3 separate regions of the Homo sapiens genome follow, and regions 1 and 2 are each linked to region 3. A link is a contact called in ENCODE Hi-C or POLR2A ChIA-PET data. All regions are on one chromosome and are shown on one strand. Each heading gives the region's core, a stretch centred on a gene start or an enhancer-like site at or near the end of the contact. The rest is flanking DNA. Distances are from core to core; before and after follow the strand shown. Region 1 holds the start of SCAMP1-AS1 (SCAMP1 antisense RNA 1). Region 2 holds the start of WDR41 (WD repeat domain 41). Region 3 holds the start of ZFYVE16 (zinc finger FYVE-type containing 16).

What was found. A loop is a pair of places that touch in the nucleus more often than their neighbours do. ChIA-PET counts read pairs that join two places held with the same protein, here RNA polymerase II (POLR2A). Pooled maps may share reads with other maps.
Region 1: a loop to region 3 is called in a map of B cell, with 10 times the contacts of the local background. The contact joins the promoter of SCAMP1-AS1 here to the promoter of ZFYVE16 in region 3. A Hi-C loop is called at or near these places in 4 of 168 maps with a recorded cell type or tissue (B cell, CD8-positive, alpha-beta T cell, naive thymus-derived CD4-positive, alpha-beta T cell and 1 more) and 9 of 50 pooled maps. POLR2A ChIA-PET finds 5 or more read pairs at or near these places in 1 of 52 experiments (OCI-LY7).
Region 2: a loop to region 3 is called in a map of CD8-positive, alpha-beta T cell, with 6 times the contacts of the local background. The contact joins the promoter of WDR41 here to the promoter of ZFYVE16 in region 3. A Hi-C loop is called at or near these places in 1 of 168 maps with a recorded cell type or tissue (CD8-positive, alpha-beta T cell) and 9 of 50 pooled maps.

What each region holds. Positions count from the first base shown.
Region 1 is chr5:78,358,844-78,363,046 of GRCh38, reverse strand. It overlaps SCAMP1-AS1 (SCAMP1 antisense RNA 1), which reads left to right and starts at 2,506. Exons shown (of 2, transcript NR_105014.1): 1 at 2,506-2,833; 2 at 3,062-4,203. SCAMP1 (secretory carrier membrane protein 1) reads right to left here and starts at 2,430. Exons shown (of 9, transcript NM_004866.6): 1 at 2,319-2,430. The coding sequence starts at 2,375. RefSeq lists enhancers at 1,671-1,790, 2,185-2,781, 2,701-2,860, 2,891-2,980, 2,782-3,378 and silencers at 1,881-2,000, 2,431-2,520.
Region 2 is chr5:77,490,776-77,494,607 of GRCh38, reverse strand. WDR41 (WD repeat domain 41) reads left to right here and starts at 2,292. Exons shown (of 13, transcript NM_018268.4): 1 at 2,292-2,438. The coding sequence starts at 2,388. RefSeq lists silencers at 1,987-2,126, 2,567-2,786 and an enhancer at 1,907-2,830.
Region 3 is chr5:80,406,050-80,409,970 of GRCh38, reverse strand. It overlaps ZFYVE16 (zinc finger FYVE-type containing 16), which reads right to left and starts at 1,907. Exons shown (of 19, transcript NM_001284236.3): 1 at 1,818-1,907. RefSeq lists a silencer at 1,307-1,426 and an enhancer at 1,147-1,945.

The sequences.
Region 1 (4,203 bases), core at 1,257-3,756, 2.0 Mb after region 3:
GTGGCGGGCACCTGTAATACCAGCTACTAGGGAGGTTGAGGCAGGAGAATCACTTGAACACGGGAGGCAGAGGTTGTGGTGAGTTGAGATCACGCCATTGCACTCCAGCCGGGGCAACAGTGCAAGACTCCGTCTCAAAAAAAAAAAAAAAGTAAAAAAAGAAAAATGATCATAAAGTAACTCAAATGATTCTAGAAACATTTCAGATTTAAGTAGAGTATCAGAAATGTTATTTCAAAAATCACTTTTACATAAATATAAGCAGAAGTAAAAAGACAAAATATAGATATAAAACTATACTTTGTGAGGAGGAGGGGCAGGTGAACATAAATGGAAAAATAAAGGGTCAGATACACTGACAGTGCTATAACAGTCACCAAAAACAGAGAAAGATCATAAGCAGAAATATGTGTACAACCAAGTCTACTTTAGACCTAAATGATCTGTCCCTGATGCATTTTACAAACTTGAATAATCATTGTCCTGGATACATCCACTTATAAAAGAACAAAAAAGATTTATAACGTTATGCCACAATGAATATTTAAAACAACTCCTGGGTTTAGAATTACTACAGCAACTTTATGAATGTCAGAAGAGGAAAAGTGTCATGGCAATATCAGATGTCACAAAAGGACAGTCTGGGCTAAGATGAAGACAATGTTTTGCCCTAACAAGAGAGCCAGTTAATATGAAATGAACCATGAAATGGAATGACCAAGTAGAAAATACACTGCCAAATCGTCAGATGCTGAATAAACAGCGTCAGTGAATTATCTGAATTAGGAAAGGCTAAAAGGTTCTTGATGTTTTATCTTCAAAATATTTTAAAATAACACCCATTTAACAATTTATGAACGGTCTCTTTAGAAAGTCTACCATTTAAGAACTACCTGATTTTCCACAACATGGAAGCAAGTCCAATACTAATTGAAACAAAACTGCCAGGAAAAAAAAAAAAGTCTTAAAATGCAACCATGTCACTGAAAGGTACAGGCCAGTTGTACTGAATTTTAAGTGACATTAGGGACAATGAAACAGTGACTGAGTCTAATTCTACACTGCTACAAAGTGAGTCGAGTTGTCAATAATAATCAGGGTCATTTCATTAAAATAATCCTCCTTGGAATTATCAGGCATTTAATAATCAGAGCAGAAATAGTTTTCCTCTTCCAGGATTCTTAATGAAAGATAAAACCAGGAGTAAAAAGATGTAAACTCAACAAGCCAGAAGTGACACTTGTGTGACCACAAATTAGAGTTCCTGTTTTATTCTGTGTGACTGCAAATTAAAGTTACTACTGCACATGGCCGGGGGGATTGAGAAACAACTTCAACCAACAGTTGGAAACAAATTACACGTGCTAACAGTTACACTCATTAGGAAATTCAGAATACTTTCAAAGAGAGAGTTATTTAGATGTTGCATTCATTTAAACGCAGACGATGAATATCTCAGCCGCCTTCCTTTGCAGGATTCTGTGCCAAGCCCTTCCGAAGCCGGGGTTGATAAGGTCGACTCCAAGAAGAAAAGCAGCTCAAGTAGGAAATGGTATCCTCACATAGCCCAGAGAACCGGTGACGCACTAGGAGCTTGGAAAATATCCCATCGTTTACCTTGCTAGAAGCAGCTGGGTAGGGAAGAGGTCGTCCACGTGCACTATTGTTTTCCAGATATGTTTATTTTTAAGTTTTGCTTTGGTATCAATAACCTCAACCTCAACCTAACAGAAAGAGGGGGGATGGCAGCGCCACTGGTGGTATTTGGGTGCAACACAAGTTTAAAAAATAAAAACATAACCTTTTTTTTTTTAATTGCAGCATACTCGGTGCCCTCACCTCTCTCCTCCTCCACACCTCTGCCATCACCCCACGCAGCTCTCCGCCGCCGCCACCTCGGGTCCCCATGACAACCCCACCCCAGGGCGGGCCCCCCTCCGCCGACTCCCGGCCCTGCCAGCCACACTTGCTTGGCAAGGGGCGACTCTACCTGCCCTCGGCTTTCTCTCCTGAGAGGCGGGCCAGGACCCCTCCGGGCGCGCGGGCCCAGTCCCGGCTGCAGACACGACCCTCACCAGTCGGGGACGTGTGGAAGGGCGACCGGGCACGAGCTGAGGAGGTTCCACCCCCAAGCCCCAAAACCCAAAGGAGTGACACGGGGCCGGGGCGCGACCCCAAATGGAGGACGGCGGCCCCGCGCCCCTCTCTGGGCTGCTAAGGGGAGCCGAGGGGCAGACGCAGTGGGCGCGAAGGAACTCGTCCGTTTTCACAAACAACGACGCGTCGCGGCGGCAGGAGATGCTGGGGCCGAAGCTCACCTTGAAGGGATTGTTGAGATCCGGGTCGGCAAACGGGTTACTGTCGAAATCCGACATCTCTCTGGCTCTCGGCGTCACCCACCCGACCCAGGCGCAGAGAGAGAGACGAGGCGAGGCCGCCGCCCCCCTGCGCGCTCACGTCGCCGCCGCCGAGCAGATCCGGGTGCAGCTCGCGGGCCACCCAGCCGGCCGCGCCACTGAGCATGCCCGGTGCGGCGGGCTCCTGGCCGCGGCGCAGCTCGCGTTCGCCATCCCGTTCCTCCGGGCCCGGATCCCACGCTCCGGGCTTTAGCTGCGACCGAGTAGGCAGTCGGGGCGAAGGAAACGGGAACTGAAAGCGATGAAAAGCGTTCCACACGCCACGAGCCCGCGGGATCCTCGGAGAGTATGGAACCCTTCCCCTCCGCTCTCAGCCGGAGGCCAGCTGCGTCCAGCCGGGCTCGGTCTTCTGAACACCGATTTCAAATCAGGTCCTCGGGGCCCAGCGTCACTTAGGGAAGTGGTGGCATTTTGTGGTAAGGACGCACACTTGTCAGGTTGGGGGAGGCAGCCTGAGTCGTGGGCCGCGCACCCCGGGAGCAGTGCCGTTAGACCGTGGGACGCGGGCACTGGAGAGGCTACTGCACCGCCCTCCGCAAATTACCTCCCCGGGGCGGGGGCGCGGCCGCTGCTAAGGATTTTTGCATACCCCTGACCCCACCTGAGAATCCCGGCCTCCCATCTTCCGGTCTCTCTGACTCTAGGTTGCTGCTAAATCACGGAGAGCAGCCTTGGCGCTGCCGGTCCCAACTTGATCCAAGGAGCCTTGAGAAGGAGATGAGATTCAGTACCAGGGGCCGGCCGTGGCTCCCATCCTCCGGAATCTGCAAAATGGCTACTTCTTCAGAAATAATGGGGAGAGGGATGGCAAGAGGCCAGAGATCAAGGCCCTCGAGTATTAACTTGAGCATTTGGGCACAAAATAGACACTTTTGGATTTTCCCGTCTTTTCCAACACCAAGGATGAGATTATCAAAAGATGTGTTAAATTAATTTGTACCGGCCGGGCGCGGTGGCTTACGCCTGTAATCCCAACACTTTGGGAGGCCGAGGCGGGCGAATCACAAGGTCATGAGTTCGAAACCAGCCTGGCCAATATGGTGAAACCCCCGTCTCTACTAAAAATACAGAAATTAGCCGGGAGTGGTGGCGTACGCCTGTAGTCCCAGCTACTCTGGAGGCTAAGGCAGGAGAATCGCTTGAATCCGGGAGGTGGAGGTCGCAGTGAGCCGAGACCGGGCCACTGCACTCCAGCCTGGGAGACAGAGCGAGACTCTGTCTCAAGAAAAAAAAAAAATCAATTTGTACCATTCCTTGCCCCACCCTGCCGAACTTATTGAAAGAGCATCGCTTTCCTCACTTTTCTCCTCTAACAGAAAAGCACTTAGATGAAGCTACAGGGAGCCAGAATTCTTTTGACTTGGTGGGTACCGGAGGATTGGAAGAATCTAGATTGAGTATTCCTTGGCCTTTGGGGAGCTTGCTCTATGCAAAGTCACCCAGGAAATGATACTCCCCCCACTGTGAAACACTAGCTAGAGATGATAGACAAAAAGCACATTTGTTGTAATCTCCCTTTGACGGGATTCAGGTTGGGATAGATGTCGAAGCAGCTGCTTCTAGGTAGTCAACGAAGATGTCAACTAGTAAATGACAACAGACAAGGATGAGCACAGCAGAGCTGTACGATTCTAGATATCAAAAAGAGCAAGCAGTCTGTTGTACTCACCATCGCATCCTCAGCAGCTGCCCAGTGCCCGGTTTTAACTTAGTGCTCAGTGTATGTGTCAGGTTTGAATCCCAATTCTGATACTACCTGTGCTACTCTCTTCACCTCTCTGAGTCT
Region 2 (3,832 bases), core at 1,043-3,542, 2.9 Mb after region 3:
CTTGCTATATTGACTATTTTATTAATATATAACATAATGTTTCTGTCTTTGAAAACTTTTTTGATTTAAAGTCTATTTTGTCAGCTGTTAGTACAGCCACTCCAGTTCTCTTTTGGTTACTATTTGCATGGAATATCTTTTTCTATTCTTTCCCTTTTGATCTATTTGTGTCTTTGATCTAAAGTCAGTCTTTCATAGACAGCATATAGTTGGATTCTAGAGTTTGGTTTTTTTTTGTCAATCTGCCTTTTCTTTGGACAGTTTAATCTATTTATATTTAAAGTAATTACTGATAAAGAGGAATTTCTATTTTTCTATTTGTTTTCTATATGCCTTATAGTTTTTTTGTACCTCATTTTCTCTATTACTGCCATCTTTTGTATTTAGCTTATTTTTTGTAGTAAATGTTTTGATTCCCTGATCATTTCCATTTATGTATATTTTACAGGTATTTTTGTGTTTACCATGAGAATTACATTTAACATCCTAACGTTATAACAATCTCATTTTAATTTATACCAACGTAACTTCAATAGCATACAAAGACTCTGCTCCTATATTGCTCCACCCCCACCCTTTCTATTGATGCCACAAATTACATCTTTATACATTGTGTGCCCAATAATATACTAATCTTGTAAAAAATTCTTTCTTAGCTGTCCTAAGAGGAACCAAGGGAGGAAGTGTTCAACCCTGGACCAGTGCTTTAAAGCATCAGCAGAATGTCCCTTACATCAGAGTAATGTGGCATTGGGCAAACCCTAAAGAGCATGGGGCAAACCCTAAAGAATGTGGATAATCAGAAGAATAAAATGTAGGCTATTTGGGCAACCACATTGTCTCACGTGAAGATATTCCTTCCAGAACTGAACTCCTGATGTCTCTGAGTTTTGTTTTACTTAAAGATAAGTCCCTCTTTCCCAGGGGATAGTCTCTGTTTTGGTCTGTCTTCAACTGTATGCAGACTGCAATTTGGGGCTAGCACACAGAAGGCAACATGCTCCTGATCCTTGGGAGTGTGTTCTTGCCGAGTGCACTCAAAAGGAATACAAAGATGAATTATAGGAGATCCGAGTTCCAGAGGGACTGTAAGTTTGTGTAGCTGCTCACAACCAACTTAGCTTAAAGTGGGATGTATGGCTCTCTCTTATTGGTGACTGGGACATTATGCCTTGTCCCTCCAGAGCAGCATTTTATGTGATTCCTTTCTGCTTCTCTAGTGCATCTGTGTCCAATACATGTTTGCTGAATTAATGCATTAGTTGGGACATTTGTAGATTCCCTACAACAATTTACTGCTAGGAGGATTATTTGAACCTAATACATATGCAAATATATATATTTATACTTTTGCAAACATGATATGTATAAGTAGTTCCTAGACCAGTGATTTTCAGACCTTGCTACTCATCAGAATCACCTGAGGAGCCTTCCCAAAACCCCGATTCCTACGTCCCAACCACAAAGATTATTTTAATGAGTCTGAGGTGGAAGCCAGGAATCTACATTTTCAAAAGCTACCCAGGTAATTCTGATATGCAGTCAGCATAGATAACCACAGCCCTTTGACTACCTAAGAAAATGTAGTAGTCAAAAAAAGGTATATGAACTGCCTTCTATTCTTTAGGGAGATTCTATGTTAATATAGCATACGGTCAAGAACACTACCAATGTAGCCACTTCCTAGCTGTTATCTTTAGACAAATTACCTAATCATTCAGAGCTTTAGTTTCTTGATGTGTAAAATAGAGGATATAGGTTTACCATGAGGATTTATGTAAAGCCTTAGCACAGTAGCTGTACTATAGCACACAGTAAATGTTGGCCGGATTTATTCGGCTGTACACATGAGCCACTGGATTTGTCTGGATGCAGAAGTCTACTGCGGTACACCTTCTTCAGCAAGCTCTTGGGAAAGCAGGGGAGATTTCCTGGTACCCTAGGAAGTGGAGGATACTAAAGCCATGTCACAGGGAGGGGCATTATTCTTCGTGCGCGCTTGCTCGCCGGGGTCGGGTTGCTGCTCCGCGCGCGTCCACCAGGGGCCGCTCGAGCTACCTAAGCTCCGTGCGCTACCCGGCGGCGCTCCCGCGCGTGCTCACTCGGAGCAGCGCGCGCCCCGCAATCGCCGCAGCCGCCCCCGCCGTCGGCCGCCGCACCCCAAGCGACTGCCCAAACTAAGCCTCCGTGGCTGGGTACGGGAGCGCTTTGGGGACAAAAATTCTCCCTCAACTGTGGTCTGCATTCCTTCGGCCCGTGGGCTGATCTGGGGCGGGAAGTATTAGCGTCTCAGTTGCGCTGCAGCCGGGGAGGAAGGAGGAGGCCGAGCCTGGGGCGGAGTTTGGGCTGACTGGGGCTGGACCGGGCAAGACGCCGCCGCTGCCCGGATGTTGCGATGGCTGATCGGGGGAGGCCGAGAACCGCAGGGACTGGCCGAGGTAAACCCCGGGTGGGTCTGCTCTGCGTCCGTCGAGCTTGCTGGAGGGGCGGCTTCGTTCCGGTTCGGCCTTCCTGGGTTCCGACCGCGGGGACCCGGGCGGAGGCGGGGCTGGCTGCTGAGCTCGTGCCACGCGCTGTTCTCACGACGGTGGGGGCGGAGGGCGCGGGAGCCGGAGCTCCTCAGACCCGGCGGGACCCCAGGCGCACCCTGGAGCTGCAGACCCCCGGCCCCGTCCCACGGCTAGCTGAATCGTGAGATCCTGGCTCAGGGACGCTCAGCTGGTCAGCAGTCCTATTGGGACCTGTGACAACTTAGGGCTTCTGGCTACCGAAACTATCTTCATTTCCACTTAAAAAGTATACGATTTAGCTAGAAACGAACGAGTTGTGACCGCAGCTTTCCACTTTTGGTTTATTTGAATTGGTGTCTCTTCCTGGCGTCTACTGATACTTGGTCAGGGAATATAAAATTAATTTACTTATCCAACAACCGAAAAAGGATATAATTATTTTTAAAAAGTAATCTGCTTCAAGGTCAAGAACATGATTTTCTAATTAACTGCTGTTTTTGGTTTCATAGTCACACTTTCTTCATGGGCCCGAATAATTGAATAGACCGTGTGTAATGAAATTTACATTTGAAATGTGAATAAAATAATTTTTGCAGTCTTGGAAATTTTGAGGTCCCAAATTTATTTCGTATGCCACACAAGAACTTTCATGCGCGTCCGTGTGAAGAGACCACCAAACAGGCTTTGTGTGAGCAATAAAAGCTTTTAATCACCTGGGTGCAGGCGGGCTGAGTCCGAAAAGAGAGTCAGCGAAGGGAGATAGGGGTGGGGCCGTTTTATAGGATTTGGGTAGGTAAAGGAAAATTACAGTCAAAGGGGAGTTGTTCTCTGGCGGGCAGGAGTGGGGCAAGGTGCTCAGGGGAGCTTTTTGAGCCAGGATGAGCCAGGAAAAGGACTTTTACAAGGTAATGTCATCACTTAAGGCGAGGACCGGCCATTTTCACTTTTGTGGTGGAATGTCATCAGTTAAGGCGGGGCAGGGCATTTTCACTTCTTTTGTGATTCTTCAGTTATTTCAGGCCATCTGGGCGTATATGTGCAAGTCACCGGGGATGCGATGGCTTAGCTTGGGCTCAGAGGCCTGACAAGAACAGAATTTGTGAATTGCATTTTATTTCTCATAAGAAGTATTTGTTTAGATTGTTAAAAGTAAGAAATTGGATTGTTGAGAGTAGGCAGTCTTCTCAATTTTAACTTCCGCATGTCTTTGCAGTTGACGGTATTGTCTGTTTTTAAAAATTTCTTATTTCAGATTAATCCTAAATCCTTGAGATTGTGGATTATTGAATAGCCATATATGGTATATACGACATTTTGGATAA
Region 3 (3,921 bases), core at 658-3,157:
CAAAACTCTATGACCTAGCAATTCTACTTACAGAAAAAACACTAGCACGCATACACCAGAAAACATCACAAAGAACTTTCACTGTTGCAAGGGTTGTAACAGTGTAAAATTTTAAACAACCTAACAGCCCACCAATCCAAAAATGGTTAAATCAGCTTTCTCAAACTGTGGTCTCAGGACCCCTGGATGTCCCCAGGAGCCTTTCAGCAGGCTTGTAAGATCCTCGCTTTTCCTGCTACGTATCTGTTCAAGGCTGGTGTTTTCTTCATATGCTTCAACCTAAACCAGATAGCACAACAGACTGAACAGAAGCAAACATGAAAATCCAGCTGTCTTCTATAATGCCAGACATTAAAGTGATTCGCAAAAATTTGAAACAATGCCACGCTCCTCTTCTAAGTTTTGTTTTAGAAAATGGTTACTTTTCACTAAAAAATTATTTAATACATGAGTCTGTGATTTTTAAATGAATAAAACATTTTCAATTTTCTGAGTTTTAATTTCCAAAATGGTAAATATACTGCAGCATTAGGAACCAAAAACTCTATTGGTCCTCAATAATTTTTAAGCGTAATTATCCCCAATCATAATGTTAAATGAACTGTAGCACTATTCTATCATGTAACATTATGATTGAGGATAATTAATGCGGATTTGGCTTTATCTGTAATATAACTGTTTCAAAAGATACTTTGCTCATGTATAATCAAGAAGTCATTTTTATGAAGCTTTTTAAAAACATGGGGAAATGCTTACAACGTAATTTAAATCAAGGAAAGCAGACAATCCAACGATATAAAATCTCATCTCAAGAAAATGCACAGGGGAAAAAAAGACTCAAAGGAAAAAAGTCAAAATATTATAAGTAATTGATTACTATTACATGGTGGAATTATGATTGATCATTTTTCCTTATTCTTTATTCTATTTTTTCAATTTTTGCCACTAAGCATGCGGTTTAATATCCAGGAGAGGAAAAAAAGGAAGAAATTAGGCGAAAAATTATATATAGTTCTACTGGATTAAACCATTAAACTCCCGCCAACTCAAGAGACGACAAGCTCAAGTGAATAAATGGAGGAATCTGATTGAATCAACAAAGTGCCTATTTTTTGAATTGAAAAGATTAACTTAATATCAAATGTATGGACTGGTTTTCATACAAGTCAAACTAATAAGAAAGAACATCCTTAGTCTGGAACATAATATTTGCAATCACGATAGTACAAATAAGAGTTAAAAATAAGGTCCTCTTTTGGAGTTCTCAAAAGTACCAAAGGAAAGGCAGCGGGAAAGACGGCCACTGCATCCTTCTGGTCTCTAACCAAGAGAAAATGCATGGGTGCGGGAATGGACAGTGCGAGAGCACCGGCGGCGATGAGACTCCTCTGCGGGGACCGAGCCTCTGCCACTCCTGAAGAACCACAGTCCCCTCCGCAGTCGCAGCCCCTCCCCAGGCGGGACGGCGGCGCCAGGGCGCTTCTCCCTCCGTCCGCTGGGGTCTCTCCCCCAGGAGCGCCGAACACTCCGGCGGCCCGGGAGCGGGGAACCGGGCAAACAGCCGCCGTGATTGCCCTCCCGGTCCAGTCCGGTCTGGCCCTTCAGGCTCCAGGAGGGGACATCAGATTGGAGGGCCAGGGTTCCCCGGCCAGCTCCGGGGGCTCGGAAAAGGAATCGGTCGGGGCCCAGGCTCTGTCCCCAGAGGAAGAGGGCCAGACCCAGCGCCCAGGTCGGCGGGTCCAGCGGTCACCCCGCCCCCCTGTGGGAACAGCAGGGCTGAGGGGAGGCCGAGACGACCGGTCACGGGGGGCTCTTACCTCCCTACAGCCCCTGCGGAGCTTTTTGGGAACTCGACACGACGTCGCGCTGAGGAGTGAAGAGCTACCCCGGCCGGGAGTCCTGGGAGTGCCAGATCCCGGCTCAGGGCTTCTTTCCCCGCCCCACCGGGCAGCGCAGAGAGCGCAGGCGCAGAGGACGCTTTCCTCTTCGGCTCACACGCCCCCTCCCTCGGCATCCGCGGCCGTCTCCAGGCCCGGGGCGCTTGCGCACTACGACGCAGGTTCCGAGCCAAGGGCACTAGATTTCTTACCGGAAGTGCCTGAGTGGGTTGTTGGGTGACGGGGACGCCTGATGATTCGACCTTAGGTCGGGACTCGGTTCTCCACTCGACTGCGGGATCGGGAGGCCACTCGCGTCAGTGTCTGACTTCCTTTACCCTTCGCTAACCTAGAGGCAGCTTCCCCGGCTCCAGCCTTAGCCCTTTGCTGAGCCTGCGCGGCGTTCCGGTCTCTACTGGACAGACCCGCCTTCCCGGCAGCGGGCTAGGCCTGCTCTCCGCGCTGCTGGCCCCTCGGAAAACATAACTTTTTGTTTACTTCAAACTGATTTTACAACACGCTGCCCCCCCGCCTCCCCCGCTTCCCCCGCTTCCCCTTCCTCCTCCCGGCAGCAATAAAAATGCTCCCAGCCAACGCCGAGCTCCAAGCCCCTCCAGCTGACTGGACATTCCCAGCCACACTTTCCTTCCCTTCGCTGCGTTAGTTCTGCATTTTTATTTTAAAGCAGCTGGTAGAACAGCTGTCTCCCTGTCTAAAAGCAAAAGCTGACTTATCTGATGTAGAAATAAAATGTCACTCACTTGATGTATATTTGCTTGTTGAGTTTTGCTATTTTTACCACAAGTTTCCTATAAATTTAAATGAGACCCGGCGCGGTGGCTCACGCCTGTCATCCCAGCACTTTGGGAGGCCGAGGCGGGAGGATCGCTTGAAGTCAAGAGTTCCAGACAGGCCTGGGCAACATAGCAAGACCCTGTCTCTACTAAAAATGAAAATGAAAAAATTAGCCAGGCGTGTTGGCGCGTGCCTGTAGTCCCAGCTACTGGCTGGGAGTCTGAAGTGGGAGGATCACTTAAGCCCAGGAGGTCAAGGCTGCAGTGAGCTCTGATGGCAACACTGCATTCCAGCCTGAGCAACAGAACCAGACCGTGTCTCTAAAAAAATAAAAAATAAAAACAAGGGAAGAGACATACATGTGGGATCAGATACAGACAGATACAGGGAAAAAGCAGTTCCTCAAAGGTTAAACAGCTCACAGTTCATACTGATCTTTCAAAAATCGCAAGAATTGGCCGGGCGCAGTGGCTCACGCCTGTAACCCCAGCACTTTGGGAGGCCGAGGCAGGCGGATCACCTGAAGTCAGGAGTTCGAGACCAATCTGGCCAACATGGTGAAACTCCGTCTCTACTAAAAATACAAAAATTAGCTGGGTGTGGTGGCGGGCGCCTGTAATCCCAGCTACTTGGGAGGCTGAGGCAGGACAATCAGGACCATTGAATGAACCCAGGAGGCAGAGGTCACAGTGAGCCAAGATCGAGCCACCACACTCCAGCCTGGGTGACAGAGCAAGGCTCCGTCTCAAAAAAGAAAAAAAAAAAATTGCAAGAATTATAATTTTTCGAGTATTCCAGCCACATGTGATTTGTGATGAAAGATTTGAGAATCAGGGTTCGCATCTTAAATCTGCAGTTTACAACTATAGTTCCTGATCTTTGAAAGATACTTAATCTTTAACCTTGGTTTTCCTAAACAACAAAATGAAATAGCCAAACTTTTGATTGCCTAAAGTAATGTGTGTATTGAGCATCTGCTTTGTGACAGTGTGTTAGATGCTTTGCTTACGTTATCTCATTTAATCCTAAGAATAATTCTACAAACTACAGTATGCCTTTTTCCTACTATGTGTTAGGCATTGTTCACAGATAAAATAAAATGGGGCCACTGCCCATGGGGAACCACAGTCTAGTAGCAGAGACTCACATATACAAATGCATACTGGGGACAGAAGTATTTATACGGTAAAGTGTGAGGGTAAAGAGAATAGAAAAAAGACACAAACACCTTAAATAGATCAATGGGGAA